Regions from separate parts of the Homo sapiens genome. Here region 2 is linked to region 1. The links are chromatin loops, found by intact Hi-C in ENCODE. Cell type or tissue: adrenal gland. All regions are shown on one strand. Each heading gives the region's core, and the rest is flanking DNA. Links, peaks and the distances in the headings are about the cores only. Region 1 holds the start of LOC105374711 (a long non-coding RNA gene). Region 2 overlaps GOLPH3 (golgi phosphoprotein 3).

Region 1 (16,551 bases), core at 3,844-11,843:
TTCATGGTTGGAGTGCATAAAATTCAGAAATGGAAACCCAGTGACTGACTGACTTGTGATATTTTTGTCTGCTCTTGGACTGACCAGTCTTGAATTCAAGCACTTATCAAGACAGGTTCAAAAACTAGTTGTAAGGTGCTTTTAGATGTTGACCTTTCTGCTCCCTCTAAGCAGTGAAGCTCATGGCTATTTAATACAGCTTATCAGAAGTGCTATTCTGTAAAACAGCCTTATGGCTTACACTTTTGAGATAGAAAATGATCAATACTTCATGGTGATCAATAACCTATTGAGTTGAACTTTGCATACGTACATTATACATTACACTCACTAAAAAATACTCTCAATTAATTATTTTGCTTTTTCCTTTTTGGACAATTCCTGAGCTCAGCCTAACAGGTCATAATTCATTTTTTTAAGTAAGTCTTATTCTCTTTTCAGGGTAACATATACAGACCTACATCTCCTCCTTCCATTGAATGTGCCTAAAAGCATTCTGTCATTTACTTACAAAATCATACAAAATGATTGATTGTCCTCTTAGGTGTGACATTTGTGTCCCCCTCAGACTTTTAGTTCCCTGATCACCAGGATTGGGTATGTTGGGAGAGCTGGCAAGAAGGAAGCAAAGGTCTAGCTAAATGTTTGTTTGTTTCAAATAAAGAAGGGTGTGTCACATCTTGTATCCCCATCAGTAAACATAACATAAAGGTAGGGGACAGGCACTGGAACGAAGGAACCCTCCCGGCCTGGGTGACGCAGGTGGAAGGCTTCTGGAGTTAATTTCATTGCTGTTGCACATACAGTTAAGTCAGGCTTCATGTGTAAGCACAAGCTTGGAGATTTTTATAGTCCGTGTCTGTACCAGTGTTGGCCATTTCAACAACCTGTGGTTTAAAGAAGTCACTCTGATTTGCTAAAGAAAGAAGAGAACTGAGAAAATGATTCTTGTTAAAATTCATGAAGAATTCCTATGCTTTCTAATTAATAACTGCACAGGTCCTTCTGGGACAGACTTCATAATATTCCAGGCATCAAAGTGCATGAGCCCAACCAGAGGTTTCCCATTAATAGCAAGAATTTCATCTCCAGCTTCTATTATTCCAGCTTGTTCAGCCGCACCACCTACGAGAATAAACACAGAATAATTAATAGCTTGGCAGTTTCATAGTATTCAAAAATCCTAAGTAAACTAAAAACTTTTAAGTGATAAAAATATCTAAATAATATATTATTGAATAGAGAAATATTTCTTAGAACACAAAAAGCATATATCCATAAAAGTAAACTGGTCTACAGAAAACAGTGCAACTCTAGCCCTCCTGCCGCCCCTCCAAACATAATCTGTAAGATAAAAATAAACTGACAAGGGGAAGATACTCTCTATGTATTTAATCAACAAATGGTTAACATCCAGACTAAAGAGCTACAAGTCAACAAGAATAACACAAAATAAAGTTGGGGTAAGGAAATCAACAGCTGAACTCCAAACAGCCAGTAAACACAGAAAAGCAGGTTCAACTTTTTTTGTTGTTGTTGAGACGGCCTCACACTGTCACCCAGGCTGGAGTGCAGTGGTACAGTTTTGGCTCGCTGCAGCCTCCGCCTCACTGGGCTCAAGCGATCCTCTCACCTCAGCCTTCAGAGTAGCTGCTACCACAGGCATACACCACCATGCACAGCTTTTTTTTTTATATTTTTGGTAGAGATGGGGTCTTGCCATGTTGCCCAGGCTGTCAGCTTCTAATTGTTAACAGATTCTGGCTGATATATGCAAGTTCTGAGAATCAGTGATTATGTGCTCATTAGTGACCATGGGGACTACTTACTTACAGAGTTTAGCATGTTCACATTATAGCTTTGTCTAGCTTTGTATGAGCTTTGAAAAAAATGCAAGTGTAAACCCTCCATTTACGTTCTCACACATATACTTCTAAAGGTACACCAGCTATGGAGGCATCTTATGGAAAAAAAATGGCATTGAAAGAAAAAGTCCCAAGTGTGAAAAAAATTTTCTCAGAAATTTTGATTAGACCTCAAAAGACTGAGCAGATGTATCGATTTCATCCTAAATTACTGAAAGTCGTTATTGAAATTATTGAAATAAATATTATGTGATAAAAATACAGCTTGGAAGAAATCCAGCCCACACAAGGACAAAAACATTTTCTGTGGTAAATGATAGAGGCAGTTAGTTACATTAGAAGAGAGACCTCACCAATATCAGCCCTGTAGTGGGCCCCAGGAAAATGATTTGGTCCCTAGTCCTTGCTTTTCTTGAGATAGATACATTTTTGGAAGGACCAAAGAACCAATTATATTTGTGTTAACTTAGTACCCAATGTCCTATTCTAGCATATTAACCGAAGGCCTTCAGGTTATGTGAAACAAAAGAATTTTGTGAGTGTTCACCTGGGCTTCAGGACATGGGAGGTTCCAGGCAACCAGAACAGCCTGACGCACACTGAAGGAGCAATCAGACTGGGTTTGGTCTCAAATCTGTGACTTCAGGCAAGTTACAGATTTCTCCAAACTCCAGTTTTCTCATCTGCAAAATGGTGATGATGATATCTGTCTTGTTATCTTACTAGGTTGTTAGAAGGACTGAATGAGATGAAGTAGAGGAAAGTCTTCTAGGACAGGGGTCCTCAACCCTTGGGCCACAGACTGGTGGCAGGAGGGCTGCACAGCAGGTGAGCAGTGGGTGAGTGAGCAAAGCTTCCTCTGTTCACAGCCTCTCACCGTCACTCACACTACCACCTGAGCTCTGCCTCCTGTCAGATCAGCAGCAGCATTAGATTCTCACGTGAGTGTGAACCCTATTGTGAACTGCATATGCGAGGGATCTAGGTTGCATGTTCCTTATGAGAATCTAATGCCTGATGATCTGTCATTGTCTCCCATCACCCCCAGATGGGATGCCTGGTTGCAAGAAAACAAGCTCAGGGCTCCCACAGATTCTACGTGATGGTGAGTTGTATAATTATTTCATTATATATTAAAATGTAATAACAGAAATAAAGTATACAATAAATGTAATGCACCTGAATCATCCTGAAACCATCCCCCACCCAAACCCTCACCATGGAAAAATTGTCTTCCACAAAACCAGTCCCTGGTGCCAAAAAGCTTGGGGACTGCTCCTTTAGGAAACATTCAGTGTTGTACAAAGCAGAGGTTTGCCAGCTTTTGGACTTTTTACACAAGAGAGAAATAAATTCTCTCGTTTAAACCACTGCTATTTTGGATTTCCTATTACATGAGGCCAAACTGAATCTTAACAGATTTGAGCAGGATATGTCTCTCTCTCCATTTACTCATAGATTTTTTAAAATTGTCCTTTAGAAAGCTTTTATGCTTTTTCCCAAAAAGGTCTTGCATAGCTTTTGTTGAACACATTCTTAGGTTCCTTATGCTTACCATGAATTGGTGTCACACAGTGCACAATCTGCATTTGGCTTTTTTTCATTCAACACTGTTTTTGAGCCGGTCCCAGTTAGTATATAGAGAGAGGTGTAATTTATTTTTTCAACTGCTATTTAGCTTTCCTTTAGATGAATATATTTTATTCTGCTACAGATAGAAATTTAAATTGTTTCATAGCTTCCATTTTCGTAAGCACTGCTAAAATTTTCCTTAAAGATTAACCAGTAGATACTTGCACGAGAAAAAAAATGTGTTTTCCTTTCTCCACATCCTTGCCAACACATCATAGTATGAGATTTTTTATTTTTGGCCAACTTGATAGATTAAAAGAATGATTTATAATATTTCTAATTTTCATCCAATACATTTAAGTTTGAGCATCTTCCTGTGTTTCTTGGCCACCTAGGTTTTAACTTCTGTCCATTTGCTATTGCTTTCTTTACCCAAACTTTCTCTCTTGTATTTTTCTTACTGAATTATATAGTTCTTCATATATTCTGGATTGATTGATTGATTGATTGATTGTTTTTTTTTGAGACAAGGTCTCCCTCTGTCACCCAGGCTGGAGTGCTGTGGCACAACCATGGCTCACCACAGCCTCGACCTCCTGGGCTCAAATGATTCTCCCACCTCAGCTCCTGAGTAGCTGGGACTATAGGTGCGTGCCGCCACACCCGAGTAATTTCTGTATTTTTTGTAGAGGTGGAGTCTCGTCATGTGGCCCAGACCGGTCTTGAACTCCTGGGCTCAAGTGATCTGCCCACCTTGGTCTCCAAAGTGCTGGGATTACAGGTGTGAGCCACGGTACCCTGCCTATTCTGGATATCAACCCTTTGTTTATTAAATATATTGTAAATATCTTCTAATCACTTACTTTTGAATTTGCTTATAAATTTTGCCATATAATGAACATTTTATATGTTTTTTTTTTTTTTTTTTTTTTTTTTTTTTAGATGGAGCCTTCTCTGACCCCAGGCTGGAGTGCAGTGGTGTGGTCCTGGCTCACTGCAACCTCCGCCTCCTGGGTTCAAGTGACTCTCCTGCCTCAGCCTCCTGAGTAGCTGGGATTACAGGCATGCACCACAATGCCCAGCTAACATATTTTTAGTAGAGACGGGGTTTCACCATGTTGGCCAGGCTGGTCTCTAACTCCTGACCTCAGGTGGTCCACCCACCTTGGGCTGCTTAGGAGGCTGAGACACCAGATTCACTTGAACCTGGGAGGCAGAGATTGCAGTGAGCAGAGATTGTGACACTGCACTCCAGCCTGGGTGACAGAGCTAGACCCTGTTAAAAAAAAAAAAATTCTTTATTATTCAAATGCTTGTTCTGTAATAACCTTACTCAAAGAAATCAGTCTTGCTATATTGTTTTCTAATGCTTGAGCTTAAAGACACAGGAAAACAAAATGAACAGAAAACCTGTACTCATGAAATTTGTAAATATGAAATACGAGATAAGGTGAATCCTGACCTCAAGTGATTCGCCTGCCTTAGCCTCCCAAAGTGCCGGGATTACAAGCATGAGCCACCATGCCCGGCCAGATAATGACATCTTTAGTCTCACTAGTTTCCAAAGGTGGGATCTGCCGTATCATACTCAGAAATACTTGAATGGCTTTCCCCAAGAACAAAACCACAGGCTTGCACACGAGAGCATCTAAAGCGCTAGTCTGTGGGACTGACAATTTTCTTCTTCTCTATCCATTTCCATAGCAGTTTTCACAGATTTGTGGCCAGATGCTAGAGACAAAGGCTGAGAAGTTGTCCAGGACGTCATATTCTTGCTTTGCTGGAGGCAGATCTGAAGGATGTCATCTCTCCTGTGGCTTCTTCTAGTGTGGGGTCCCGAAGCCTGGCTTCCCCAGCCGATGTGCTGCTTTAGTCAGCGTCTGCCCTGGTCCTTCGGTTCGCAGGCTCACACGCTTTTTTGGGTTGTGTCCCTTTGGACTGCAGAGGCTACGTGTCCTGTGACCAACCACGAAGGCGGCCACTCCCGCTCCCCTCAGGAGTGTCTTAAAATACCTCCATTTTAGCTACCCTATTGAATGACAGGTTAGCTGGGTGCTGGGTTTTCAGGTGATGGACATTTTCCCTCAGTCCTCTGAAGGTGTTGCTGGCTTCAGGCATTGATGCCGCCACTCTGATTGTTGTATGCAGTGAGCAAACTAGAATTTTCTCTTGGCTTTCTAGATTTTCTTCTTTATATTCTGAAACTTTATTATATCAAGGTTTGAATTTTATTTTTTTTGGAGACAGGGTCCTACTCTGTCATCCAGGCTGGAGTGCAATGGTGCAGTCCTGCTCACTGCAGCCTCCAAGTCCAGGGCTGAAGCGATCCTTCTGCCTCAGCCTCCTAAGTAGCTGGGATCACAGGTGTGCACCACTCTGCCTAACAAGGCTTGTTTTTTGTTTGTTTGTTTGTTTTAAATAAATACATTCAGATTGTTTTGCCCCTTGATGAGTTTTTCAGTCTGCATAGTCCTGTCATTTTTTCACTTCTGGAAAATTCTTAGTCATGATTTCTGCAAATATTTCCTCTCATTCTGTTTTTTCCTTCTGGAACTCTTTCATTACCTTTTTGTAGTCATCTCTTTATTTCCCTATACTGCATTTTTTAATGGTTTCTTCTGTTCTGTTTTTACAAATTCTATCTATCTTCACATGGATTTAGTCTATTTTTTACTTTTACTCATTAATTTAAAAATACATTTAACTCCATTTTCACTAATGAGGGTGTATGTGCATTTAGTTTTTACTTTTAAAGAAGCAGGGTCTTGCTCTGCTGTTGAGGCTGGTATTGAACTCCTGGGGCTCAAGCAGTGCAAGGAGCTGAGACTACAGGCATGCGCTACCACACCCAGCTTGCATTTTGTTTTTTTTACATATTTGCTTGCTCCTTCTGAATACCCTCTTCGGTCCTGTTTCATGGGTAACATTCCTGCCTCTGTCATGAATGGGGTGTCCTGTTTTTCGGGTCTGCTGGCAATGGATGTTGCCCTGTACCCTTCGTCTGAGAGCTTTCTGTTGTGAGGGCTCTTATAGTCGAGTTGCCACATGCTTGCCTGAGCCTAGTTCTCCTCCTTCTGCTGCTCTGTCAACTTGAACAGTTAACTTGATGAGTCTGAGGTTTTCTCTTCACCCTGGTACCATAGGTTCACACATAACAGAGACCTGACTCCTGATTTATGCCTGTCTTCTGCTTGCTCCGGGCGTTGGGAGCAGGCAGCCTATCCTGGCTGCCACTCGAGTAACGCAGACCTGTTGTGACCACAGTTTACTGGCAAAAGAGCAGGTCCCAGGCCTCTGCATCACGAGATGCTTCGCTCTGGCTGCCCACAGGGGTGCTGAGCCCCTGCTCCTGGGTGGGCACTGAGTCTGCAGCGCCCCTGCTCCTGGGTGGGCCCCAGCCTGCAGTGCACATTTCTCTGTCATCCTCCGCTTCCTCTGGGCCCCAAGGATGCAGCGCTGCTTACCACAGAGGCTTCATTTCCACTTTTGATCCATAGAGGGGTTTTTTTTTAAGTGTAACTATACATTTTTAAAAGTATTTTTTCCTATTAACACTATAGGTCAAGAGTGGAGAGAGGTTTTGGGATTACTATGCAATTGTAGAAATATCTCAAGGTCATTAACTAGATGGTCATTTAAAGAAACAACAATCCTTAGCTAAGAAGAATTGACCTTGTTATTTGCTGACCTACTTACTCTGTTACATACTGTAACTTTAAATGGGTTTCTGATCTATTTGCAAGTATAATTACATATCAATATTGTTCATACAATTATACTGTTAATATTATTAGTACAATTATGAGTTAATATAAGATTTTGAAAAACCGCCCAAGACCAAAAAATGAATTATGCAAGTTGATAAAGAGATGGATATTTACCAAGCATTTCAATAATATCTATCCCCCATCTTTTTTTTCCCACAAAGGCTATGCTTGGACTGTATTCCTTTCTTGCAGTCTAGCATTTACAAGTGTAGTATTTTAAGTCAATGAGATCTTGGCCAGTATTAAGTACTCCTGACTGGCAAGTCTAGTGATGTTACTTAGTGTGGTGTGTTCACATCAGAGAGAGGGGCCCGGAGTAAGGAACTGCTGCAGTACAGGGGTCAGGGACAGATGCTCTGGGGCCAGACTGCCTGGGCTGGAGCCTGGTTCTGCCACTTACAGCTGTGTGACCCTACGTGCCTCAGTTTCTCCTTTTGTAAAATAGGGATAATGATGACACCCACCCAATAGAGTTGCCACGTGGATGGCATGAGTTAATACATGTCCATACAGAATAAACCTTGTATGTCACAAAGCATTAAAAACAGTTTAGGTTTTTTGATTTCTAAATGGAAGGCATTTTTTTCATTGAGACATCCATGGAAAAATGACAGGTGAGAGAAGGCTGACTGAGTTGTCTAGAACATTACCTTTGTACACTCTTTTAATGACCAAGGGCCCATCTCCCGTCACCGATGATTTTCCCCCATCCAGACTCAGTCCCAGCCCAGCCGAGGTCTTCAGCACTTCAACACACAGAGCATCGTGTACAGCCACACTTCTCCCTGCAGCCGCAGCGTGCACCAAGATGAAAATGACAGGGTTGTTCATCATGCCACATGTCCAAGTCCCCCAGGATGCATCGCCTCCAGCCCCATGTACTTCTGGCACACTCAAGTCCCATCTACCCTGGGGCACTTACTTACTTATAACAGCACTTGAGCCCAGTAGCACTGTTGGCCTCCCAATTCTGGGGCTGCCCTCCTGGCTGTGTTGCTGCTGTACTTGCATCCTTTGTTCTGTGTTTTCTGCAAGCATTGGCAAATGCTTTTATGCCCAAGCAGAAATCCCCAGAAAGCAAAGTGCTCTTGTTAAGCCCCCCACACCGGCTGTGCACTTCTCAGTGAGGACTGAAGTCACACTTGGGGACTCCAAATTTGATTTTCTGCCAACCCTGGCTGCTAATGGCAGCAGCAGATCATCCTCTGGTACCAAGACTTGGCAGCACCAAAATGCCCAGTCTCATGTGAGACTGTTAGAATGGACTCCAAAGCCCCCAGGAACCCAGAGAGCTTCCTGCCTCCCCGCTCCTGCCACTCCTGCTCCTGCAAAGGGAAACCCTGCCCCTGGCTATGGCTGTCTTCACAAACACACTCGCTGCCTCTACTGGCATCTTGCTCCACTGTGAGGAAATGTGTTTCCATGGTGATGCCGGCTCTGTGTGCTGGTTTCGGGATAGTGGGCTGGTTTGAATCAGGATTGTAAACTTGCCTTGTACTTCCCTCCCTTGCCTGCCTACCAGCCAAGGACGTCAGAGTTGACTGCAAAGGCACACTTAGTTAATTGGGAGGCAGAGGAAGGACCACGGATGGATTAAACTGCCTGCTTCCTCTGTTCACTGTTCACTAGGGCTGAAGCCAAGCTAGCATTGTCTCCTTTGGACATAAAGGCCAGTCCATTGTCGTGGTTTAAAGAAGGCCACTCCACAGGGTCTGAAGGACATTTACTAACACTGGGGGGAGCATGATTTTTCAACAGGAAAATGGGTCTATTGCAGTGGCTCGAGTCTGGCTGCATACTGGAGTCACCTGGGAACGTGAAACGGTGTCTGGCCCCCACTGCGGCATTTCTGATTTAATTAAGCTGGGAATTTCCTGGGCATCAGGAATTTAAAAGCGTCCCAGCATCTCTACTGTGCAGCTTACTGCACCGGGCCCCCAGCTGGACGCTGTCAGTGTATGGTAAGGAATATAACTGCATAGGACCGGGTAGACCTGGGTTAGGGAGACTGAAGAACAGGAAACTGAGCGAGGTTAAGCCCTCCAGGCGCTCAGCGTTTGATTGATTGCTCTGCAGGGTCTGCTTCAAGACCAGAGGCCCTGAAGTTGCTGCAGGAATACTGAGTGATTGATTATAAATGACAGAAGGACCATCCAGATCTGAGTTCACGAGGCTTAAAAACTGGCAGCTGTGAGGATGAAGTGGTTTCCTTTGACAGTTTACAAGGATCCCACTGAAAGTCCACCAAGTGGTCGAGACAGTTTTGGGGCAAAGGCAAGCATGACAAGATCTGATGACCAAGGTGTTTCCCTGTATTGAGGAGGGCCTCAGCCCTCTGGAAGAGGGAAAGTGAAATGACACAGAAGGAAGACTGGGGACCATGGAGGCATCTGGACAAGAAGTGTTTCTCATTTGTTAAATGGAATCGGAGCCATTTTCAGCAAGGACTACAAACAGCTCAGGCCACAAGGAAGCCAAGTTGTAGAAAGGAATCCAGCTACCCTTATCAGGGAGAGATGTGGAGAAGGAACAAAAGGCCCCTCCCAGAAGGCACTGCCTAACCCATACCCTCTGCTTTGCCCTCTCGAATAAAAAAAGACGTCACCCCTGAATGCCAAGATGCACGGCACTCCAGACATCTGCAGTACTTAACAGGGCATTAAACAGCTCGCACTGCAGAAACAGACGCTGCACGTGGTTCTGAGGCTCTGAATATGGACGGAACGTAGAAAATCTGTTTCTAAACCTCTTCCAGTGAGTTCTTCTTGGTTGACTAAGGCTGCAATTTCTGTTTTCAGACACAAAATACTCTTGCCCCCTCATTTCCTTCTTTTCTTCTAAACCAGGAAAGAATACAACCTTGCTGTTTCCCAAGGATAAATCTTAGTTCTGGAATTTCTCCTTCAACACTGCTCGCCCCGTCACGTAGTTTCCTGTTTTCCTTACCAGTCCTAACAAGAGGCTGTGAATGTAAGAGATTCCTTCTTAGGACACTTAGGGAAACTGTTCTGCAGTCATTTTAAATCTTCCACAGTACAGCTTGAACTACTGGGGGGATTTTTCTAATTTTCTAATTTTTTTCTAATTTATTTGTAACACTGCTTTTGTAAGCAGCATCCAAACACACTAGACTTCGCTACATTTAATTTTTCAGATCTAGAAGTTAGTTAGCTGTTATTTTCCTTCATGTTCAACCAGAATCTCCTCTTTCTGCAGTAGCTCACAGCCTGCTGGTTGTTGAAATGATCATCTTACCAATGCCAGGCTCCAGGGGGATGGTCTTTCTGGACAGCAAACCCTTCCCATTGGCTGTGGGAGGCTCCTGCCGGGCAGAGGGCCTGGGCTGATCCATCCCTTTCTTGATGACCACGAGGGCATCTTTGTGCAGCTGTGCCTGGTGCAGAACCTTCAGGACATTCCCGTGGGCTAAGCCAGCCAGTGAGGCGCCGTTGACTGACAGAAGGAAATCCCCTCGGTTCATAGTCCCTTCCTGAGAAGCCGCCCCCTGAGAAAACACCCTGTGGACCTGGGATGAGGAAAGGAAAAGGGAACAAAAACCAGATCCACTTACGATTTCCGGTAAAAGGGAGATAGTAACTAACTGCGTATCTGTAGTAAAGGAACCTTCCTTTTTTATTTTTATTTTTTGAGAGGGAGTCTCGCTGTGTCACCCAGGCTGGAGTACAGTGGTGCAATCTCAGCCTCCCGGGTTCAAGCGATTCTCCTGCCTCAGCCTCCTGAGTAGCTGGGATTATAGGCACACACCACTATGCCAAGTTAATTTTTGTATTGTTAGGAGAGACGGACAGGGTTTCACCATGTTGGCCATGCTGGTCTCAAACTCCTGACCTCAGGTGATCCACCCGCCTCGACCTCCCAAAGTGCTGGGATTACAGGCGTGAGCCACCGTGCCGGGTCTTGTAGTAAAGGAACTTTCTAAGGTAGACACTTGCTTTATAAAAAAAAACATACATTCAGTGCGGGGGATGGAACACAAATGTCAATGCCAGTGTCTCCACACATTTTTTTTTAACTCCTTTTTAGTGTCTGACATGGGCCTGGCATCCAGGAGGCAATGGGAATACGAAGATGAATGAGGCCTGGGCTCGTGCAGTGAAGGTGACCCTCTGGATGGTCCTGAAGGCTTTTGAATGATGTAAAATTTTGAGTGACTTTTTGAGACGGGAGTAATTGTATAAACACAAGTTTGGCCAGTTGATTCTAATGTTTTCTACTGCTTAAAATATGGAGGTAAATTATAAGGCTATAGCGAATTGTGTTTATAGGGATTGGAAATGGCCTATACATGTCAGCTCTGTGTTAAAAATGCTTGTCTTTTGTCAACGAAAACCTTACGTACTACTTCTCCCACTTCTCCCTTTTTATGTTGGTAGCTGGGAATGAAATCCAGCAATCTCTGAACCCGCTGATTGGAATTTGTGCCCTGATCACATTCTGAGGCTGCTTGAGGGGGGATTTTCCTGAGAGCCTAATGACTCTGTCACTTACCGTGATTGATTTTGGCTCCACATCTGTCCCTCCTGCCACACTGAATCCCAGACCTGAGCCTTCTTTTCTATTCAAGACTATGAAGCAAACATCTTCTTCATTCTAGTGAAAACAAACAAAAATTATCCTTTGAGCTACAGCTGCAAAAAATTAAGAAAGAAAAACATATCCCCTTGGGCCAGGAGTAAGGAAGCTCTGATGTCAGTCCTCTTGGAGGGGCTTTTCACCACAGGCCCTAAAGGTTCTTTGGCTCTCAGCCAGGCATGGTGGCTCACGCCTGTAATCCCAACACTCTGGGAAGCCAAGGGGGCGGATCTCTTGAGCCCAAGAGTTCGAGTCCAGCCTGGGCAATGTGGCAAAACCCTGTCTCTACAAAAATCAGCCAGGTGTGGTGTTGCACACTTGTAGTCCCAGCTACTCAAGAGGCTGAGGTGGGAGGATTACCTAAGCCCGGAAGGTCACGGCTGCAGTGAGCCATGATCACGCCACTGCACTTCAGCCTGGTTGACAGAGTGAGACCTTGTCTCAAAAAAAAAAAAAAAAAAAAAAAATCATAGTACATAATTTGATCATGATGGGAATCCTTTATTCTGTAATTCTTTAAGTCTACAATTTAGCAAAGCCAGTCCTAGCAACAGCAGAAAGATAAGCGTCAGTGGCAAGAGGCAGGATAAGAGCATATCAAGGCCATGTTTTCTACATCTCCCTCCCCATCATTGGATTTCAGGTACAATTAATTAACTGATGCCAAAAAAATAGCATGGCTAGGCGCAGTGGCTCACGCCTGTAATCCCAGTGCTTTGGGAGGCCAAGGCGGGCGGATCACCTGAGGTCAGGAGTTCGAGACCAGCCTAGTCAACATGGCGAAACCCCGTCTCTACTGAAAAATACAAAAATTAGCCGGGCGTGGTGGCGGACACCTGTAATTCCAGCTACTTGGGAGGCTGAGGCAGGAGAATCGCTTGAACCCAGCGGGCAGAGGTTGCAGTGAGTGGAGATCATGCCAGTTGCACTCCAGCCTGGGTGATGGAGTGAGGCTCTGTCTCAAAAAACCCCCAAAGTTCACTCAAACCAAAACCTAGACTGTCCCGCAGAACTTTTGGGGGAGTTGGGAGGTTGACTTCATGGGCACCTTCAACCATATGTATGCTCACACACGGATTGATGGGGAGAAAGAGGTTGACTAAGCTTTCCAAACAAAAATGGGAATACGGGACCCAGTAAATGGTCTTTGTCCAGCTTCTAGGAGGTAATGTGGTGCTGAAAATAGGAACACTTCTCAGATATTTCAATGTCTTATGGGAGCAAAGAGACAATATTTGAAAATGAGGCCTCCTACGCCGGGTGCGGTGGCTCACGCCTGTAATCCCAGCACTTTGGGAGGCGGAGGCAGGTGGTTCACATGGTCAGGAGATGGAGCCCATCCTGGCTAACACGGTGAAACCCCGTCTCTACTAAAAAAAAAAAAAAAAAAAAGCCGGGCATGGTGGCGGGCACCAGTAGTCCCAGCTACTCGGGAGGCTGAGGCAGGAGAATGGCGTGAACCCAGGAGGTGGAGCTTGCAGTGAGCCGAGATCACGCCACTGCACTCCAGCCTGGGCAACAGAGCGAGACTCCATCTCAAGAAAAGAAAAAAAAAAAGGAGAAGGAAAAAAAAAAAGAAAATGAGGCCCTCCTGCATTCCAGGACAAGTTAAATCACAAAAATTTCAATGTATTCACATTTTTTTCCAGTGGTGTTTAAGGACACAGATATGCTAGAAGCTGACTATTGCGCCAAATTTTGCCTCTGAGAGCCTCAGCACAGTCTCAGGGCGGCCAGATCAACCATCAAGAGCTCTCCAAGGTTTGGGTGTGTTGAAGTCAGGAGGCCAGGGTTTGTTTTCAGCCTCGAAGCCTCGAATCTCTCACAGCACTGCCAAGGACACAGAAAATAGTTTTGTGCAGTTCTATTTTTAGTACCTGCAAACCATACTCATTGGAAAAAGCAAGGCAGGAAGCTTCTAGACTGAGGATGGCAGAGTAAGGATAGCCCTGCTCAACGCTCCTCTCTGAAGACAGTGAGAAAATAAAGGGAAAAGAACGCCGTGTTCTGATATGTAGGAATGATCTTCAAACCAAACCACAACCCTGCCTCGTGGTGAGCGTGAGTAGTAGGGGGTGAGGAAGGCCCTAGAATAAGCCACCCTCGGGCAGCACTGTGGCATGCTGGCCATACTTTGTTTGAGGTTCCTGAAGATGTACATCTTGCTTGTGGTTGGCTGGACAGTCTGGTCTTCTCCTCTGACATTTCATCTAACACTAAAATGTCTGGGGTAAAGGGGGCCTGGCAACGTGTGACCCCACCTGTGCCCCCTTGACTGGTGGTCTCAGAATGAGACTTTCACACATGAAATCCTTCCTTATTGTAATAACAAGTGGGAGGAGGAAGAGAGATGAGGGGCTATTCCCTTTTACTGAAAGCGGAAGTGCTTAGCATCTCAAGACATTTTGTTTTTCTTTCAGAGACAGGGTCTTGCTCTGTCACCCAGGCTGGAGTGCGCTGGCACGATCATAGCTCACTGAGCCTCAAACTACTGGACCCAAGTGATTCTCCTGCTTCAGATTCCCATGTAGGTAGGACTACAGGCATATACCACCACGCCTGGCTAATTTTTTAAATTTAATCTTTTTTTTTTTTTTTTGAGAGATGAGGGGTCTCACTATGTTGATGAGGCTGGTCTCGAACTCCTGGCCTCAGATGATCCTCCTGTCAAGGCATGTCTTAACTGCACAGACCCAAATCAGCGGCTGAGAATCAGAAGGGAGTGGAACCTGAAGGGACTGGTCTCCTTTATTCCAACCTCTCTCCTCGCCTCCTGGCCAACTCCTTACTAGGTGCCAAGGCTGGCTGTTGGCTGAGAAACCACACAGCCCCTCTATATTTGAATTTCTGGAACAGCATTCTTAGATGACTTCAGTGACCCAGGTATACTACCACTAAAGAAACATTCATATTTATTTCTCTAAATAGAAAATATTCATTCATTAGGGTTCAAATCTCTACGTATAGCCCCAAGAAATTGATCTTCAGATTAGTATCCTAGATGTGAACCTGTGGTTTCTTCTGTCAATGTTTATTGTCACAACTGATTTACTGAAAGATTTTATTTGTAATTCCTTGTACTCCAGGGTTCAGATGCTCTTCTACAGGTGACATTTGAACAACACAGGCTCAAACTGTACAGGTCCACTCACACTCAGGGTTTCTTCAGCCTCTTTATCCTTGAGGCAGCAAGACCAACCCCTCCCTCCTTCTCAGGCTACTCAGTGTGAAGATGACAAGGATGAAGCCCTTTATGATGAACCACTTCCACTTAATGAATAGTAAATACACTTTCTCTTATGACTTTTTTTTTTTAATTGAGATGAAGTCTTGCTCTGTCACCCAGGCTGGAATGCAGTGGTGCAATCTTAGCTCATGTCAACCTCTGCCTCCTAAGTTCAAGCAATCCTCTCGCCTTAGCCTCCTGAGTCGCTGAGACTACAGGCACCCACCACCATGTCCAGCTAATTTTTGTATTTTTAGTAGAGACAGGGTTTCACCATATTGGCCAGGCTGGTCTTGAACTCCTGACCTCAAGTGATCTGCCCGCCTTGGCCTCCCAAAGTTCTGAGATTACAGGTGTAAGCCACTGCACCTGGCCTCTTAGGATTTTCTTAATAACGTTCTATTATCTCTAACTTACGTTGTTGTAAGAAGACAGTATATAATACATATAACTGACAAAACTTGTGTTAATTGACTGTTTATGTTATCAGTAAGGTTTCCGGTCAACAGTAGGTTGTTAGTAGTTAAGTTTTTGGGAGAGTTAAAAGTTATATGTGGATTTTCCACTGCTCGAAGGTCAGTGCCCCAACCCTCATGTTGTTCAGGGGTCCACCATATTTCAGGGCAACGGCGGGACTACACCAATGTAACTCTTCTCTCACCAGCAGGTGGCTCCCTTGACTAGTTTATGTCCACAGTTAGGTGGCGAGAGGTATTTCCGAGATGACTAGCTCTGCTTTGAGGACTCTCTGCAAACAAACTCCACACATAGGAGTTAGGAGAATGGTAACTAGTTGCTACTTGGGGGATGAAAACAGCAGTGACACCCATCTGGCACCTGAACATTCAAGACAAGGTCTAGCTTCTGAAGCTGGCTAGCAGCACGTGAGGCCAAAGTCAGACTGAGCTGTGAAACTCGCAACCCAAGGCAGTCCTCCCTCTCCAGGACTCGGGGCGGGCTCTCCTCGGCTGTCTGGGCAGGCAGCACATACCTGGGCACTCACGCGGCCGCAATTCATGTTCCTGAGCTTTCTGTGTTTCACTCACCTCTGATTGTGCTTTCGCTTCCTGAATGAGAGTTAGGATGGTAGATTTCGATCCCACTGACGATAAAACAGACTGTAATCTTTGCTGGTCCCCCGCTGAGACTAGAAGTTGATCCAAACTAAATAATATAAATATATTTGAAGAACATTAAAGAAAAAAGCAATTTCTTCATTTTATAAGAATGCATTTAAAATGATCTCCTTTCTACTATACAAAAGAGAACAGGTATTTTCTGCTCTCTTTTGGTCAAAACTTCCATTCCAAACTAATGGAAGAATAAATCCTGAGTGCTGAACAGAAATGTCATTCACTGCCAATGGCAAGGGGAACTGCTATGAATTCAGAGATCCCCTCAAGAAGTTATGGGACCAATGCTGGAGCTTAACAGGACACTTCTGACATGTTTTAAAATATTCAATACATATGTTCAAGTGAAATATTTTTATTTTTATTGAGATGGAGTCTAGCTCTGTCACCCAGGC
Region 2 (16,551 bases), core at 3,983-11,982, 54 kb before region 1:
TTTGTGTTCTGTCCGAAAGCCTCTAAGTTGTAGGGATCCAATGTGTTGGCATATGTGAGTGCTTTGAAAACCACATGGTGCTGAACAAATGCAAATGGGTAATTACCTAGCCTAGAGAAGTAAGTTAAAGTTTATAGTGGTCTTGACAAGTGACAAGTATTTAATATTTCCATTATTTTTACTATTTCTTGATTCTCTTGCACTTTATATGCTGGGCTTACTGAACGTTTTACTCAAATTCAGATGCTCATCTATGCGTGTATTTTTTTAAAAATTTTAATTTTTTTTTTTTTTGAGACGGAGTCTTGCTCTGTTGCCTAGGCTGGAGTGCAGTGGCCCAATCTCTGCTCACCGCAAGCTCCGCCTCCCGGGTTCATGCCATTCTCCTGCCTCAGCCTCCTGAGTAGCTGGGACTACAGGCGCCTGCCACCACGCCTGGCTAAATTTTTGTATTTTTAGTTGAGACGGGGTTTCATCGTGTTAGCCAGGATGGTCTCTATCTCCTGACCTCGTGATCCGCCCACCTTGGCCTCCCAAAGTGCTGGGATTACAGGCGTGAGCCACCACGCCTGGCCTTAAAAATTTTAATTTTTATGGGCACATAGTAGGTGTATTTATCTCTACCTTTGTTCTGAACCTCTGGTCAGTTTCCTTTTTGTAATTCCTGGCAAAACTGGTTTGGGAAATTTGGAAACTTGAAGTACCACTTGACTTCTGATTTTTATTTTTTTATTTTTTATTTATTTATTTTTCTTTTTTGAGACGGAGTCTCGCTCTGTCGCCCAGGCTGGAGTGCAGTTGTGCGATCTCGGCTCACTGCAAGCTCTGCCTCCCGGGTTCACGCCATTCTCCTGCCTCAGCCTCCCGAGTAGCTAGGACTACAGGCGCCCGTCACCATGCCCTGCTAATTTTTTGTATTTTTAGTAGAGGCGGGGTCTCACCGTGTTAGCCAGGATGGTTTTGATCTCCTGACCTCGTGGTCCGCCCGCCTCTGCCTCCCAAAGTGCTGGGATTACAGGCGTGAGCCACCGTGCCTGGCCCGACTTCTGATTTTTAGGTCAAGCCCAGAGTCTTCCTTAAAGAATCCTTGGGATTGGTTCCATGATTCCTCTTTTCCAGATACTGCTTAGCCTCCAGACGTATCAGTAGCCTCCAAGCCTCCAAAATGACTCCAGTCACAATTAAATAAAATAGCACATGTAAAGTGCCTGATAGTTGGTGCACAATAAATATTAAGTTTCATTACGCCTTGATGCTCCAAATCAGAAAACTCAAAAGGCCTTGACCTCTTCCAGCCCTTGTGGTCAGCAGTTCTCTCCACCTTTCCATATTCTCAGCTTTGGTTTTTTTTTTTTTTTTCCTCAGCTTTGGTTTTTTTTTTTTGAGACAAGGTATGCTCTGTCACCCAGGGTGGAGTCCAGTGGTGTGATCTCTGCTCACTGCAGCCTCAAACTTGCTGGGCTCAGGTGATCCTCCCACCTCAGCCTTCCAAGTAGCCGGGACTACAGGCGTGCGCCACTATACCTGGCTACTTTTTGTATTTTTTGTAGAGATGGGGTTTTGCTGTGTTGCCCAAGTTGGTCTCAAATTCCTGGGCTCAAGTGATCCTCCCTCCTCGTCCTCCCAAAGTGCTGGGATTACAGATGTGAACCACCGGGCCCAGCCTCACCTTATCTTTTTGATGCCACCCAATTTTTTTTTTTTTTTTTTTTTTTTTTTGAGACGGAGTCTCGCTCTGTCACCCAGGCTGGAGTGCAGTGGCGCGATCTCGGCTCACTGCAGGCTCCGCCTCCCAGGTTCACGCCATTCTCCTGCCTCAGCCTCCCGAGTAGCTGGGACTACAGGCACCCGCCACCACGCCTGGCTAATTTTTTGTATTTTTAGTAGCGACGGGGTTTCACTGTGTTAGCCAGGATGGTCTCGATCTCCTGACCTCGTGGTCCGCCCGCCTTGGCCTCCCAAAGTGCTGGGATTACAGGCGTGAGCCACCGCGCCTGGCCCATGATTACTTTTTTAGGTCTTCATGTTTGTGTTAGTGGATCCTTATATGTAAGGCTCTGCCTTTTTCTACCTAGCAGCCAATTCTTAGTTATTTCTTACTGCCTAGTGAGACTCTTCACCTTAATCTAACTTCTTAGTTGCTCTCACATCCTTTTTGCCTACCATTGTATCTCTAGCATCTAGCACAATGCCTAGTATTGCACAAGTGTTTGTCTTTAGAATGAGTGAGGGGACACCATTTTATTTATATCAGTATTATGATAATCACATTGAAATTGTAATTATTATTTCTTCCTTTTCATTCTATGCCTTTGTATATTAGTCATCTTTATCACCTCTGTTTAGTAATGTCTTGGCACTCAGTAGAGTTTATTGAGTTAAAATTATTCTTGAAATATATTACTTCCAGCTGGGTATGATGGCTCATGCCTGTAATCCCAGCACTTTGGGAGACCAAGATAGGAGGATTGCCTGAGTCCAGGAGTTCGAGACCAGCCTGGGCAACACAGCAATACCCTGTCTCTATTTTAATAATAAAAATGTATATTAAACAAATAGAAATTTATTACTTCCAATAATTTTTTTTTCCCCAGAGTCTCATTCTGTCACCCAGGCTAGAGTGCAGTTGTATAATCATAGCTTACTGCAGCCTTGAACTCCTGGGCTCAAGTGATCCTCCCACCTCAGTCTATTTTGAGAATTTAAATAATTACAGTTTTTGCTTTATGCAGCATTATGCCTCAGCCTCCCAAGTGGGAATGATTTTCTGCTTTTAGAAAATAATGCAGAGGCCAGTATCTAATAAATGTTATAGTGACTTGATATAAAACTTACATAGGACTTGTCAAAATGTCCTCAACTTAAAATACTTACCCACAGTATGATGCAGTAGTAAAAGTGCTGTATCTAGAGTCACAGCTCTGGGGCTCGAGGTATCACTGCTCTAGAGTGTGAATGTAGTCATATTTCTTACTTTCTCTAAACCTCAGATTTTTCAAATGTAAAAAGGTGATGATATTTTACTAGGTAATTGTAGAACCTAGATGATAATTTATAAATGGCTTTGCAAACTGAAATGTTATTCTCTTGTATTAAAACCTTCGTGTTTCTTACAGAAGAATAAAGACTGTAGCTTATATTTAGGTCTTACTAACAAGATGCTGTTAAATATACTTTAAAAAACCACTAGTGAAAAACCCTTAAAAATTCATTTGCTTGAGAGGGAGTGTCTGCTCACACTTTGTTTTGTGCTCTCTGCTGTGAAGTGATCAGTGGCAGGTGTGGAAAGAAAAAAGTGATACCAGTCAAGCACCCCAGTCTGAAAATCTGAAATTTGAAATGGTTCCAAAATTTGAAACCTTTTCAGTGCTGACATGATATCACAAGTGGAAGATTCCATACCTGGCACACTTTGTTTCATGCTCAGAACTATTTAAAATATTGTGTAAAATTACATTTGGCTATGTGTATAAGGTATATGTGAAACACAAATGAATTTTGTATTTAGACTTAGGTCCCATCCCTAAGGTATCTCATTATGTATTTGCAAATATTCCAAATCTAGAATCTGAAACACTTCGGGTCCCAAGTACAGGGATACTCAACCTGTACCCTCTTCTGTTTCAGGGGGCTGAAAGGAAGCACACCTAGATCATGCATTAAATAAACAGGTCTTGGAAGGCAAGACAGAAAAGGAGCCAGGGCTTTGGAGCCAGGCAGACCAATTTCATTCCCTGCTTTGCCACTCAGTGCGTGGCAGGTCCTCTGAGCCTCAGTTCCATTATCTTGTGAAATTGGAAGAATAGCACCTACTTTACAAGGTTTCCTAAGAATTAGAAAGAATGTACACTGAATGCTTAACACAGTTTTAACAGCATAGATACTCAGTGTATGGCAGAGTATGACTGTGTGCACTTTAAAAAAGGATTTGGAAGGATACATTCCAAATGTTAATGGAGAGTATCTTGAAGAGGGAATGTGTGAGGGATGGAAGCGGAAGAGAAAGTAGAGACTTTTAATTTTCTGTCATGTATTTCTATTTGAATTTTTTTTGAAAATAAGTGAGAGTACCTGAGAAGTCTGTGTAAGTGGCCAAGAGCACTCCGTTGGAGGAATAGGCAGCAGAAGAGTAACCTGACAAAGAGCCCGAGCAGGAGCTGCCAGAAGAGGGGGATTGTGGAGCCAGCAGGAGGAAGAGTGAGGAGTAGTGGAGATGGACTTGCTGATGATACCTTCGAGTCTGCTGTGAATGGAAAGGAGATAGGGCAGGGTTGGTCCGGGTCTGTCTCTTGTATGATGGTAACTGTGAGAATATTTGAAGGCCAATAGGCAGGTGCTAGTATACATGTTAGAGATTTAAGGTATTTTAGGAGGGCAGGAGTTGTGAACAAAGGGAAGTAGGAGAGAATGGGTAGGATTAGCTTTAGGCAGACTGCACTGTAACGAGACAAAAGAGTGGGTATGTATGAAATTGAGTTTATTGAGTTGGTTTGTTTTTGTGAAGTAATCTGCTGAAAATGAGCTGAGCTTTAGAGGTTTGGGGAGAATGGGGTTTTGAAATATCTGATATGGAGAGTGGTAAGAGCTCTGAGTAGGGAAACTGATTTTGCCGTGTGTGTGTGTGTGTGTGTGTGTGTGTGTGTGTGTGTGTGTATTTTATTTATTTATTTATTTATTTATTTATTTATTTATTTTGAGACAGAGTTTAAAGCTGATTTTGCCCAGTGTGTGTGTGTGTGTGTGTGTGTGTGTGTGTGTGTGTATTTTATTTATTTATTTATTTATTTATTTATTTATTTATTTATTTTGAGACAGAGTTTAGCTCTTGTTACCCAGGCTGGAGTACAATGGCGTGATCTCGGCTCACTGCAACCTCCTCCTCCTGGGTTCAAGCGATTCTTCTGCCTTAGCCTCCCAAGTAGCTGGGATTACAGGCATGCACCACCATGCCCGGCTAATTTTGTATTTTTAGTAGCGATGGGGTTTCACTATATTGGTCAGGCTGGTCTCAAATCTGCTGACCTTAAGTGATCCACCCGCCTTAGCCTCCCAAAGTGCTGGGATTAGAGGCGTGAGCCACTATGCCCAACCCCAGTATCATTAAAGGTTTAGTTTAAGTTGGAGACAGTACATTTATATACTGAGATTTCAATATTTTTTTACATCAGCAGTTCAGAAACACAGGTACAGATATGGAAAAAGTGACAGTTGGATTGATCCGGGGCTGGAGTTTTGCTAGTTGAATGCAGTGGGAAACAATGGATGTGTTTAGGAAACTAGTAAGGGTGTAGTTGAAGGTAGTGTACTCTGGCGTTGTTTGCCCATCTTTGAATTGGGATTGATAATAATAGCACTTAGTTCAGAAGGTTGTTGCGAAGGTTGAAATGAGCTCCCACAGTACTTAGTACTCAGAACAGTGCTTTGCACATGGTATGTGCACAGTAACTTATTGTGCTGGGTGGGGATGAGGGAAAGAACGGAGGAGACTGGTGGGAAAAAGGGAGGAAGGCTGAGGATTGGAATCCCCATAAGGATGATGAAAAGTTACTTGTGGATTGAATTTCCGAGTTGGATTTGGTTCTCATCAAAAGGTTGTGGGTTTAAGGATGCTGATGTCCAAGTTCCCAGGGAGTGGCAGATAAGATCCCTGGTTTTGAGTGAAGACCATGAGAATAGAGGCCCTGAGGGCCCTGGCTGTTACTTCTGTGAAAAAATACATTCTGTGTTACAAATTGCTTAAAAGGGAACTTTTAAAACGTAATCATAACTTGATTACTACCAGTAACTTACACATGTGGATGGCACCCAAATCCAATCATTATTTAGTTACTTTACTGGTTTTGTTATCTGTCTTAGTTTATTTGGGCTGCTGTAAAATACCATAGACCAAGGATCTCTAATCTCCGGGCTATGGACCGGTACTGGTCTGTGGCCTGTTAGGAACTAGGTTGCACAGCAGGAGGTGAGGGGCGGGCAAGCGAGCATTACTGCCTGAGCTCCGCCTCCTGTCAGATCAGCAGCAGCCATTAGATTCTCATAGGAGTATGAACCCTGTTATGAGCTGCGCATGTGATGAGGGATCTAAGGTAGGCGATCCTTATGAGAATTTTAACTAATGCCCGATAGGATCTGAGGTGGAACAGGCTCATCCCAAAACCATCCCCCCCGCCGCTCCAGTCCGTGGAAAAAATTGTCTTTCCTGAAACCAGTCCCTGGCACCAAAAAGGTTGGGACTACCACAATAGACAGTGTGACTTATAAACAACAGATTTTTTTTTTTTTTGAGACAGAATCTCGCTCTGTCACCCAGGCTGGAGTGCAGTGGCGCAGTCTCCATTCACTGCAACCGCTGCCTCCCAGGTTCAAGTGATTCTCTTGCCTCAGCCTCCCAAGTAGCTGGGATTACAGGTGCACACTACCATACCTGGCTCATTTTCTATTTTTACTAGAGACAGGGTTTTATCATGGCTGAGACCACCAGGCTAGTCTCAAACTCCTGACCTCAGGCGATCCGCCCACCTCAGCCTCCCAAAGTGCTGGGATTACAGGCATGAGCTACTGTGCCCAGCTAACAACAGGAATTTATTTCTCACAGTTCTGGAGTCTGGGAAGTTCAAGAACAAGAAATTGGTGAGGGCCTGCTTCCTGGTTGTCTTCTCATTGCATCCTCACATGGCAGAAGGGCATAGGGACTCTCTGGGGCCTCTTTTATAAGGGCACTAATTGCATTCATGAGGCTTCTGCCTTCATGACTTAATGACCTTCCAGAGACCCTGTTGGGGGTTAGAATCTTTTTTTTTTTTTTTTTTTTTTTTTTTTTTTTTTTTTTGAGACAGTGTTTCACTCTTGTTGCCCGGCTGGAGTGCAGTGGCTCAATGTTGGTTCACGGCAACCTCCGCCTCCTGGGTTCAAGCAGTTCTCCTGCCTCAGCCTCCCAAGTAGCTGGGATTACAGGCATGCGCCACCATGCCCCACTAATTTTATATTTTTAGTAGAGACAGGGTTTCTCCATGTTGGTCAGGCTGGTCTCAAACTCCCGACCTCAGGTGATCTGCCTGCCTCGGCCTCCCAAAGTGCTGAGATTATAGGCATGAGCCACCGCTTCCGGCTAGAATCTTAACATGAGAGTTTTGGGGGGACACAAACATGTAGTCTATAGCCTTACTCTTTTGCTAATTAAAAAAATCAGAAAGCTGAGGGCTTTCTTTAGTCATTTGAAATGCTTAAGGGGAGTTTTTGGCTTAGTTTTTTTGGTAACAGCTTTATTGAGATTTAATTGACAATTCACTTATTTAAACAGTACAATCCAGGATTACATGCCTGTAATCCTAGCACTTTGGAGGAGACCAAGGCAGGAGGATTGCTTAAAGCCAGGAATTTGAGACTAGCCTGGACAACGTAGTGAGATCCCATTGCTAAAAAAATAAAAATAAAAAGCCGAGTGTGCTGGTGCCTGCTTATAGTCTCAGCTACTCAGGAGGCTGAGGTGGGCAGATCATTTCAGCCCAGCAGTTCAAGGTTGCAGTGAGCTATGATCAAGCCACTGCACTCTAGCCTGGGTGACAGAATGAAACCCTGTCTTTAAAAAAACAAAGTAAAAGGTAACAATGCAGTGACTTTTAGTGTATTTAGAGTTGTGTATCCATCACCATAATACATTTTAGAACGTTAATTTTTTTTTTTTTTTGAGACAGAGTCTTGCTCTGTCGCCCAGGCGGGATTGCAGTGGTGCGATCTTGGGTCACTGTAACCTCTGTCCACTGCAACCTTTGTCTCTTGGGTTCAAGTGATTCTTCTGTCTTGGCCTACCAAGTAGCTGGGATTACAGGCGCATGCCACCACGCCTGGCTAATTTTTGTATTTTTAGTAGTGACAGGGTTTCACCCTGTTGGCCAGGCTGGTCTCGAACTCCTGACCTCGTGATCTGCCCGCCTTGGCCTCCCAAAGTACTGGGATTACAGGTGTGAGCCACTGCACCCAGCCAAGATGACTTCTTAGATAATCCTATGTGTTTTCATGTTCATTGCATCAGGAGTCATCCAGTGTCTGGTTTTAGAATTTGAAGACCAGTGAGTTCATTTGGTGACAGACCTATCTGCCTGTTGGAAATTTCCCCTACTTTTCATCTAATTTAGGGATTCTTAGCTTGGGGTCACTGTAGAATTCAGGAAACATTTGAGAGGGGAAAAATTAATTTATTTTTAGTGACCTATACCTGAAAGTTAACATCTACATCAACTATAATTGTAGGCCACAAGCCAAAGAAGTATTAATAGTATCTGTGAGTTTGTCACCACTAGAGAGACCAGAGATACTTTCATATCACATCACAGTTATTGCAGATATCTCAGAATACTGTCTTTGCTCACTACTACATTGGAATTATAATAGTTATTAGATCTGCCACTAGAACTTGTTTAATCTGCTAATAAAGCACATATATCACAAATTCATTTTTAATATTTTGATGACTGATTTGGTTTCCTTTATAATCCTGTGCATTTTATGCACTTAAAAGGCAGGATAAACACTTAATTTCATTTTAATTACTAAGTTTTGGGTTAGGAGTTTGTGCCTTAGCTACTTCCAGTGGTATCTAGTGAGGTATGGGCTCTTTTCTTTTTTAAAATTATGACTTGCGGTTTTATATATATTCATTGTGTTTCATTCACTTATATTAATTACTCTTCTTGATGTTTAAATTGTCTCACTTTTAGCCTATGGGAGTTATTTTCTAAGTTGGTTTCAGTGTTCTTTGTGATACAGGTTATTAACCTTTGATAATTTCTTGCTTTTTGGCAAGGCCAACACAATGTCCTGGACTCAACTCGTACATTTCCTGTTTCAGACTTATAATCAGTCATTCCTTCAAGGAATCCTGTTTTCCATCTGGTGGGGAATGGACCACACTCTGGTGTGAGTACACTGGGTGTACTCAGTGTTACTGAGTTGTTACTGCTTGTAGGACTCTTTCGTATACAGAGATAGGATATATTTTCCTCAAGGGACAGAGCTAGCAAACATTTTAGAGGAAAAAAAATCTGTTTACGTGGTTTTTGGTTCAAGTTTAACATTATAGATTTTTATTTAACTTACTGGGTTTTATATTTATCTTTTTTCTTACTGAAAATTTTGGTTCTTCAAATATTTGCATTGGCTTACCGCTTGTATTAAAACAGTTTCAAAATAAAAATGTCAACATTACTACTAATTGACTTGAGTTTGGCTTACAATTTCTTTGTAGTATTTTTATTAAGAATGTGCAGTCAAAATACTGTATTCTAAAGTTAAAATAGCTTTTCTTTGTGGCTCTATCACTAAGTAGTATACGGTTGTTTTCATTCTTCAGGAGTTTTTTTTTTTTTTCTGTTTTCAGTGCATATAATTATATTGCAAGTTATATTCAAAAGTCTCATTTCCATCTTTCTTCTACCTCATTCTTTCCTTCCCCCATTAGTAGTTCTTGAAAAGTTAGAGTTTATCTTTCTGATATTTTGTTAGCAAAACTATACGTATATTCATATCATTGCTCCTCTCCTTCATATACAAGGTAATGGACTACATACACTGTGTGCACCTTGCTTTTTACATGTTATATTCTAAAGATTGTTCTCTATCACTATTACTTAGAAATATTTTATGGTTCTGTAGTATTCCATTATGTGGTAGATATATCTTTGTATATTCATCCAGTCCCTTATTGATGGATTTATGGGTTGTTTCCAAACTTTTGCTCCTACAGATAATATCACAATAACCATATGCATATACTGTTGCATATTTATGGGGCTGTTTCTTCATAGTGGATTCCTTAGAAGTAGAATTGTCAAGTTAAAGGGTAAATCTATGTGTGATTTTTCTAGATCCCCAAATTTCCCTCAGTAAAAGTGGTGTCATTTTGACATTCCCATCATAGTTATGAGAATGCCTGTTTCCCTCATTTTTGCCAACTATGCTGTCAAGCTTTTGGGTTTTTTTTTTGTTTTTGTTTTTGTTTTTTTTTTGAGACTGAGTCTCACTCTCTTGCCCAGGTGGGAGTGCAGTGGTGTGATCCTGGTTCACTGCAACCTTGGCTTCCTGAGTTCAAGCGATTCTCCTGCCTCAGCCTCCTTAATAGCTGGGATTACAGGCACATGCAACCACGCCCAGCTAATTTTTGTATTTTTAGTAGAGACAGCATTTTGCCACGTTGGCCAGGCTGGTCTCGAACTCCTGACCTCAAGTGATCCGCCCGCCTCGCCTCCCGAAGTGCTGGGATTACAGGTGTGAGCCACTGCACCCGGCCAAGCTTTTGGATTTTTGCCGGTCTGATAGGTAAGCATGATTTCATGTAGTTTAAAAAAAAAAAAAAAGGCTGGGGGGGGCAGGCGCGGTGGCTCATACCTGTAATCCCAGCACTTTGGGAGGCTGAGGTGGGCGGATCACGCGGTCAGGAGTTCGAGACCAGCTTGGCCAACGTAGTGAAACCCCATCTGTACTAAAAATAGAATAATTAGCCGGGCATGGTGGCGCACGCCTGTAGTCCCAGCTACTTGGGAGGCTGAGGCAGGAGAATTACTTGAACCTGGGAGGTGGAGGTTGCAATGAGCTGAGATTGTGCCACTGCACTCCAGCCTGGGCAACAGAGTGAGACTCTGTCTCAAAAAGAAAAAAAAAAAGGTAAAATATGCATAACATCAAGTGTACCATTTAAAACATTTTTAAGTGGTACAGTTTAGTGGCATTAAGTAGATTCACACTGTGCCGTCATCACCACTATCCCTCTCCAGAACTTCTCCATCATTTCATACCGAAACTCTATCCATTAAACAATAGCTACTATTTCCTTCTCTCCACAGTCCCTGGGAACCACTGTCTCTATGAATTTGACTATTCTAGGTACCCCATATATGTGGAACCATAGAGTATTTTGTCTTTTCATGACTGGCTAATTTCACTTAGCATAATGTCTTCAGAGTTCATCCATGTTTTGTAGCTATGTATCAGAATTTTACATAGATCTGTGTATCAGAATTTTAATTTTTAAGACTGAATACTGTTTTCTTGTATGCATATACTATATTTATCCAAATTCATGGTTTGTATATACATGTTTTGCCTTTTTTTGAATTAGGTGGGTTTCTTTTTGCTGTTAAGGTCTCATGTATTTTAAATGTATATTTTTATTATGAATGACAAAGCATCTTTTGGTATGTTTTAGCAGTTTCCATTTCTTCTGTGAACTTCATCATCTGTTACCTTTTAAAAAATTGAATATTTCAAAATATATATTTTTTTGAGACAGGATCTTGCTTTGTCACCCGGTTAGAGTGCGTAAGTGCAATTATAGCTCATTGCAGCCTCAACCTCCCAGGCTCAAGTCCTCCCGAGTAGCTAGGTCTACAGGCATGTGCTATCGCACCCAGCTAATTTTAAAACATTTTTTGTAGAGACAGCTCTCGCTGTGTTACCAGGCTGGTCTGAAACTCCTGGCCTAGGTGATCCCCCTGCCTTTGCCTCCCAAAGTGCTGGGATTACGGGTGTAAGCCACTGTGCCTGGCCTCAAAATATTAAAAAAAAAAAAAAAAGCAACTTTATTTTTAGGAACTAATTGTATACTAGAGATTTATCTGTGATATAAGTGACTTTGCTATGATTTTTACCCTGCAAACTTTACCAAAAAAATGGGTAGTCTCTTTTATTGCTCCTAGATTTTGAGAATAGCTGGGAAGTTTTTTCTTTCACTCCCAGATTATAAAGGTTTTCACTCTTATTTTGTCTTCTAGTACTTACGTTATTTCACTTTACATTTCAGCCTCTGATCCATCTGGAATTTATATTGATGTATAATAAGGAATTGATCCAATTATGTTTTTCCTAATGACTATCTGGTTGTCCCAACACGTTTGTTTAAAATGTTCATCTTTCCATGTTACATTGATTTGTGATGACATTTTTATCGTGTACAGATTGAGAATCCCAATTTCGAAAATCTGAAATTGTAAATGCTCTAGTATCTAAAACTTTTTCAGCACCAGCGTGAGAATCAAAGAAAATGCTCATTGGAGCATTTTGGATTTCAGATTTTCGGATTTGGGTATAATGCAAATATTCCAAAATGTGAAAAAAAATCTTAACTCCATAACATTTCCAGTCACAAGCATTTTGGATAAGGGATACTCAATCTGTATTTGATTTCAGTATGTTCTTGGGTTTGTTTCTGGAATTTATTCTGTTGGTCTGTCTATTCATGTGCCAGTGTGACATCATTTTAATTTTAGAGACTTTTAAATCTATTTTAGTATCTAGTAGGACAGCTTTCATTTCTGTTCCCTACATATGTTGCTATCTCCCCAAGTTTTCCTGGCTATTTTTTTTTTTTTTCTTTAGGAACTTTTATTTGTAACTTGTATAGCTCCAGGGAAAATCTGTTGCTATTTTTATTGGGATATTACATTTATTAACTTAGGAAGAACTAATAATAATGCTGAGACTTTGTATATAAGAATGAAATATCTTTCTATTATTCAAGTCTATTTTTAAGTCTTTCAAGAGACTTTAAACTTTTCATATAGGTTTTGCCATGGTATTTTTTGTTCTTTTTGTTGCTGTTGTAAAGGTCTTTTCAATTATATTTTAACTTTTTAGTATTTTAACATGTGTATTTTGTTTGTATATGACAACTGGTGTTTAATTTTATATAATCTGGCTACTTTACTAAACTCCTATCTATAGTAATTTTTCCATTTACTCTTATGAGTTTTTCTAAATATCCAACAATATCACCAGCAAATGCAGTTTTACTACTTTTTTTTTTTTTCTTGAGACAGTTTCACTCTTTTGCCCAGGCTGAAGTGCAGTGGCTCACTGCAGCCTCTGCCTCCCAGGATCTAGCGATTCTCCTGCCTCAGCCTCCCGAGTAGCTGCTATTACAGGCATGAGCCACCACACCTGGCTAATTTTTGTATTTTTAGTAGAGATGGGGTTTTGCCGCCTTGGCCAGGCTGGTCTTGAACTCGTGACCTCAGGTGATCTGCCCGCCTCGGCCTCTTAAAGTGCTGAGATTACAGGCGTGAGCCACAGTGCCCAGCCTTACTACTTCTTTAACAGTTCTTATATCTGTAGATACCTTTTCTTGTCTAGTCTTTTTAATCTGCTTTTACCTGAAGTCACCTTCATTCTCTTGATTAGTTATTTTTGTCAAGAACTTTTTGATTCTTAATTTTTGACATAATCAAAATTTCATGTAAGATTTCAGAAGTGACTTTATAGAATGTTTTTTTGTAACAGCTCTGAGATATGATTCATATGCCATATAATTGTCATTTGAAGTGTACAATTCAAGGTTTTCAGATTTGTACAACCACCACCATAATCAATTTTAGAATATTTTTATCACTTCCAAAAGAAAGCTCATCCCCTTTAGCCATTACCTCTCCCTTTTCCCATTTTGCCAGCCCTGGGCACCCACTGTATTAATTATCTTACTGCATAACAAAACATAGCAGGTTAAAACAACAAACATGCTATTCCGTGTATGTGCCTGTCTGCCTCTCTGTCTCTGTATGTCTTGGTTTGCCTCACATTGCATCCTCTCTCATTTCTACTCTGCATTTGTCTTCTGTTTTCCTTTCTGTTACCTTCATTCTCTGCATTTGTACCCAATGGCCAGTAGCTTCTGAATCCACACAGCCAGTACAGCTCCAGTGCCATGCCCATATAACTGATTCAGTATGGCAAGTTCAGATACTCAGGAGGGAGACTTAATTTGTTCATCCTGGTCCATTTAGATTTGGCAAGTACAATCACCTTTCTTTTTTTCTTTTTTTTTGAGATGGAGTTTCGCTCTTGTTGCCCAGGCTGGGGTGCAGTGGTGCGATCTCAGCTTACTGCAACCTCTGCCTCCCAGGTTCAAGCAGTTCTCCTGCCTCAACCTCCTGAGTAGCTGGGATTACAGGCATGCGCCACCACGCCTGGGTAATTTTGTATTTTGTATTTTTTATTTTTTTTGAGACAGAGTCTTGCTCTCTTGCCCAGGCTGGAGTGCATTGGCGCGATCTCGCCTCACTGCAAGCTCCGCCTCCTGGGGTCACGTTATTCTCCTGCCTCAGCCTCCCGAGTAGCTGGGACTACAGGTGCCCACCACCACGCCCAGCTAATTTTTTATATTTTTAGTAGAGATGGGGTTTCACCGTGTTAGCCAGGATGGTCTCGATCTCCTGACATCGTGATCTGCCCACCTTGGCCTCCCAAAGTGCTGGGATTACAGGCGTGAGCCACCATGTGGACCTGGCCTATATTTCTATTAGAAAGCCATTTCCAAAACATTGGTCACACCAGAATTCAACCTTATATAGAAAATATAGTGTTTTTAGTGATTTCATTTTGAAATATTTTGTACATAAAAACAAAATGAAACTATTTTGAGTACTTTATGCCTATACAGACTACTAGTAACTGAACATTCATATAACGTAGTATGTTTTGTAAAATGTTTAGCGGTTGCAAACTGGTTTGCCAGATATGTTTTGTTTAGTAAAACTTGAGTTGTAATCCTTTCAAAGATGGAAGTAATATATAGAAACGGACGTTTCTGCCCTCTTGAAAAAGATGTGGCAAGAGCAGGCCCACATTTTACATGGCAACAGTTGATAAGGGCTAAGCTGTCTTCCCCAGATAGATGGAAGAGGACATTGTCCAGCTTGCTGCAATCCACACCTGGGTCTCTTTATTCAGTCATGTTCTTTGTACTTTCTAAGTAACTGAGTTTGCAGTCCTCCATCCCCATTCCATTCTAATTGTACATAATTAAGTAATTACTAATTGCCAGGGGTTGTGCTTTATATATATTATTTAATCTTCACAACTTGTTTTATATGAAGAAAACTAGTCTCAGAAATTTAACTATATAGTATGTGGTAGAGCTGGAGTTGATTTGAATCGCCAGGTGTTTGTGCGGTCTGGGCTCTTGAGCACAGTTCTTTACTACTTCACAAATATGTTTTACTTTGTGGTTCATAGTTATTTTCATGGAGAGTTTTTAGTTCTTCTAGTGTTTTGCCTCTGTCAAATTACTGCCACTATCATAACTATTGCCTTTTAAGCTTGAACAACTATAACTATAGTTGATCAGTAAGGAAAACCTTACTTATCTCCTTGCCACGAGTTTTCCTTTACTATATACAGAAAAGCCTAAAGAAAATAAAGATCACCATAATCACCAGACATTACTGCTGCTAAAACTTTTCTTCTAATCTCCCTAAAAAATGGGACTATTTTCTGTCTCTCTACACACACACACACGATTTCATAATAATTTTTCATGTTTTGTAATAACCTCTGCACCAGGATTTCTTTTCTTTTTTTTTTTGTTTGAGATGAAGTCTTGCTCTGTCACCAGGCTAGAGTGCAGTGGTGCAATCTCGGCTCACTGCAGCCTCCGCCTCCTGCACCAGGATTTTTAAAACTGATTTTCATAGAATTGTAATATTCTGTAGGCTGTTAAAAGTATACTGTAAATTAAAATGCTTCAAGGTCAGGAAAGTTTGGGAAGTGCTGAGTTTATTCCCTTTTTTTTGCTTTTAGATTGTTTTTGTGTTTTACTATGATAATGATGTGATCAATATATTTGTACATATATTTTTGTGCACAGTATTTTCTAACTAAAGGCCCATAAGAATTGTGTCAAAGGATGTGAACATTTATAAGTTTTTTTGTAAATACAAACCTATGATATACATACGTATTAATATTTATGTAACTTCAAAATAAGATTACACTTTAGATCAAGCTTGTCCAACCCGTGGCCTGTGGGCCGCAGGTGGCCTACGGCTTTGAATCTGGTCCAGCACAAATTTGTAAACTTTGTTAAAACATGAGGTTTTTTTTTTTGTTTTCTTTAGCTCATCAGCTGTCATTAGTGTTAGTATATTTTATGTGTGGGCCAAGATAATAATTCTTCCAGTATGGCCCAGGGAAGCCAAAAGATTGGACACTCTGCTTTAGATAATATAATTTTTTATCTGTTTCTCATGTAGAATATATATTATGAGCATTTTCCCATGTTGTAAATGTTTTTAATAACATATAAGGAAAATCTTATACTTCCGGTTATATCCCTGTTATGATCTTTATACAAAATATTTTTATTACATTTCATTTTGGGTTACCAACCTTTTGAGTTCCTTCTTAACAAAAAGCTTCTGGGTAAGTAGGCAGTTGAGAGCAGAACAGTAGCTCTTAACTGGAATGGTGAGAACTCTTCTCAGTGTTGGCAGTTTTAGGGGACTTAATAAACAATACCCTTTTCTACCATTCAAATTGAGCCACTTGAAAGAATAAAGGGAATCAGGCAGATGGAGGTCTGGTAGTGTATGGCCCAGCCTACTTGGGGTGTCTCTGTCCTCTCCCATCCTTATATTTTAGAACATAGGAACTAATTATGACTACAGTCATAAGCTGCTTGATGCTGCCAGTTACTAACCTTCCCCACATATTTTATCTTTTTTTTTTTTTTGAGATAGGGTCTTACTCCTGTCATCCAGGCTGGAGTGCAGTGGCATGATCATGGCT

The links. Peaks named below come from ENCODE experiments on the same cell type or tissue, not always from the same donor. Only the 100,000 strongest peaks of a DNase experiment are listed, where the experiment ranks them.
Region 2: a loop joins it to region 1, with 2.1 times the contacts of the local background. A loop is called at or near these places in 4 of 110 quality-filtered maps.

Annotation. Positions count from the first base shown.
Region 1 is chr5:32,092,543-32,109,093 of GRCh38, reverse strand. PDZD2 (PDZ domain containing 2) reads right to left here. Exons shown (of 25, transcript NM_178140.4): 21 at 16,070-16,187; 22 at 11,714-11,815; 23 at 10,460-10,730; 24 at 7,855-7,989; 25 at 1-1,125. The coding sequence ends at 959. LOC105374711 (a long non-coding RNA gene) reads left to right here and starts at 903. Exons shown (of 4, transcript XR_007058716.1): 1 at 903-2,806; 2 at 2,914-2,970; 3 at 5,142-10,783; 4 at 11,249-15,483. RefSeq lists enhancers at 10,191-11,390, 15,756-15,815, 15,464-15,963, 16,268-16,437, 15,964-16,465. In adrenal gland, for the core only: no CTCF peak of the experiment used is centred there; DNase peaks (open chromatin) are centred at 8,137, 8,613 and 9,743; H3K27ac peaks cover 2,291 bases.
Region 2 is chr5:32,146,235-32,162,785 of GRCh38, reverse strand. All of the region lies in intron 1 of GOLPH3 (golgi phosphoprotein 3), which reads left to right. Among named protein-coding and RNA genes, the nearest start is that of GOLPH3, 20 kb to the left of the region's middle. In adrenal gland, for the core only: no CTCF peak of the experiment used is centred there; no DNase peak of the experiment used is centred there; H3K27ac peaks cover 616 bases.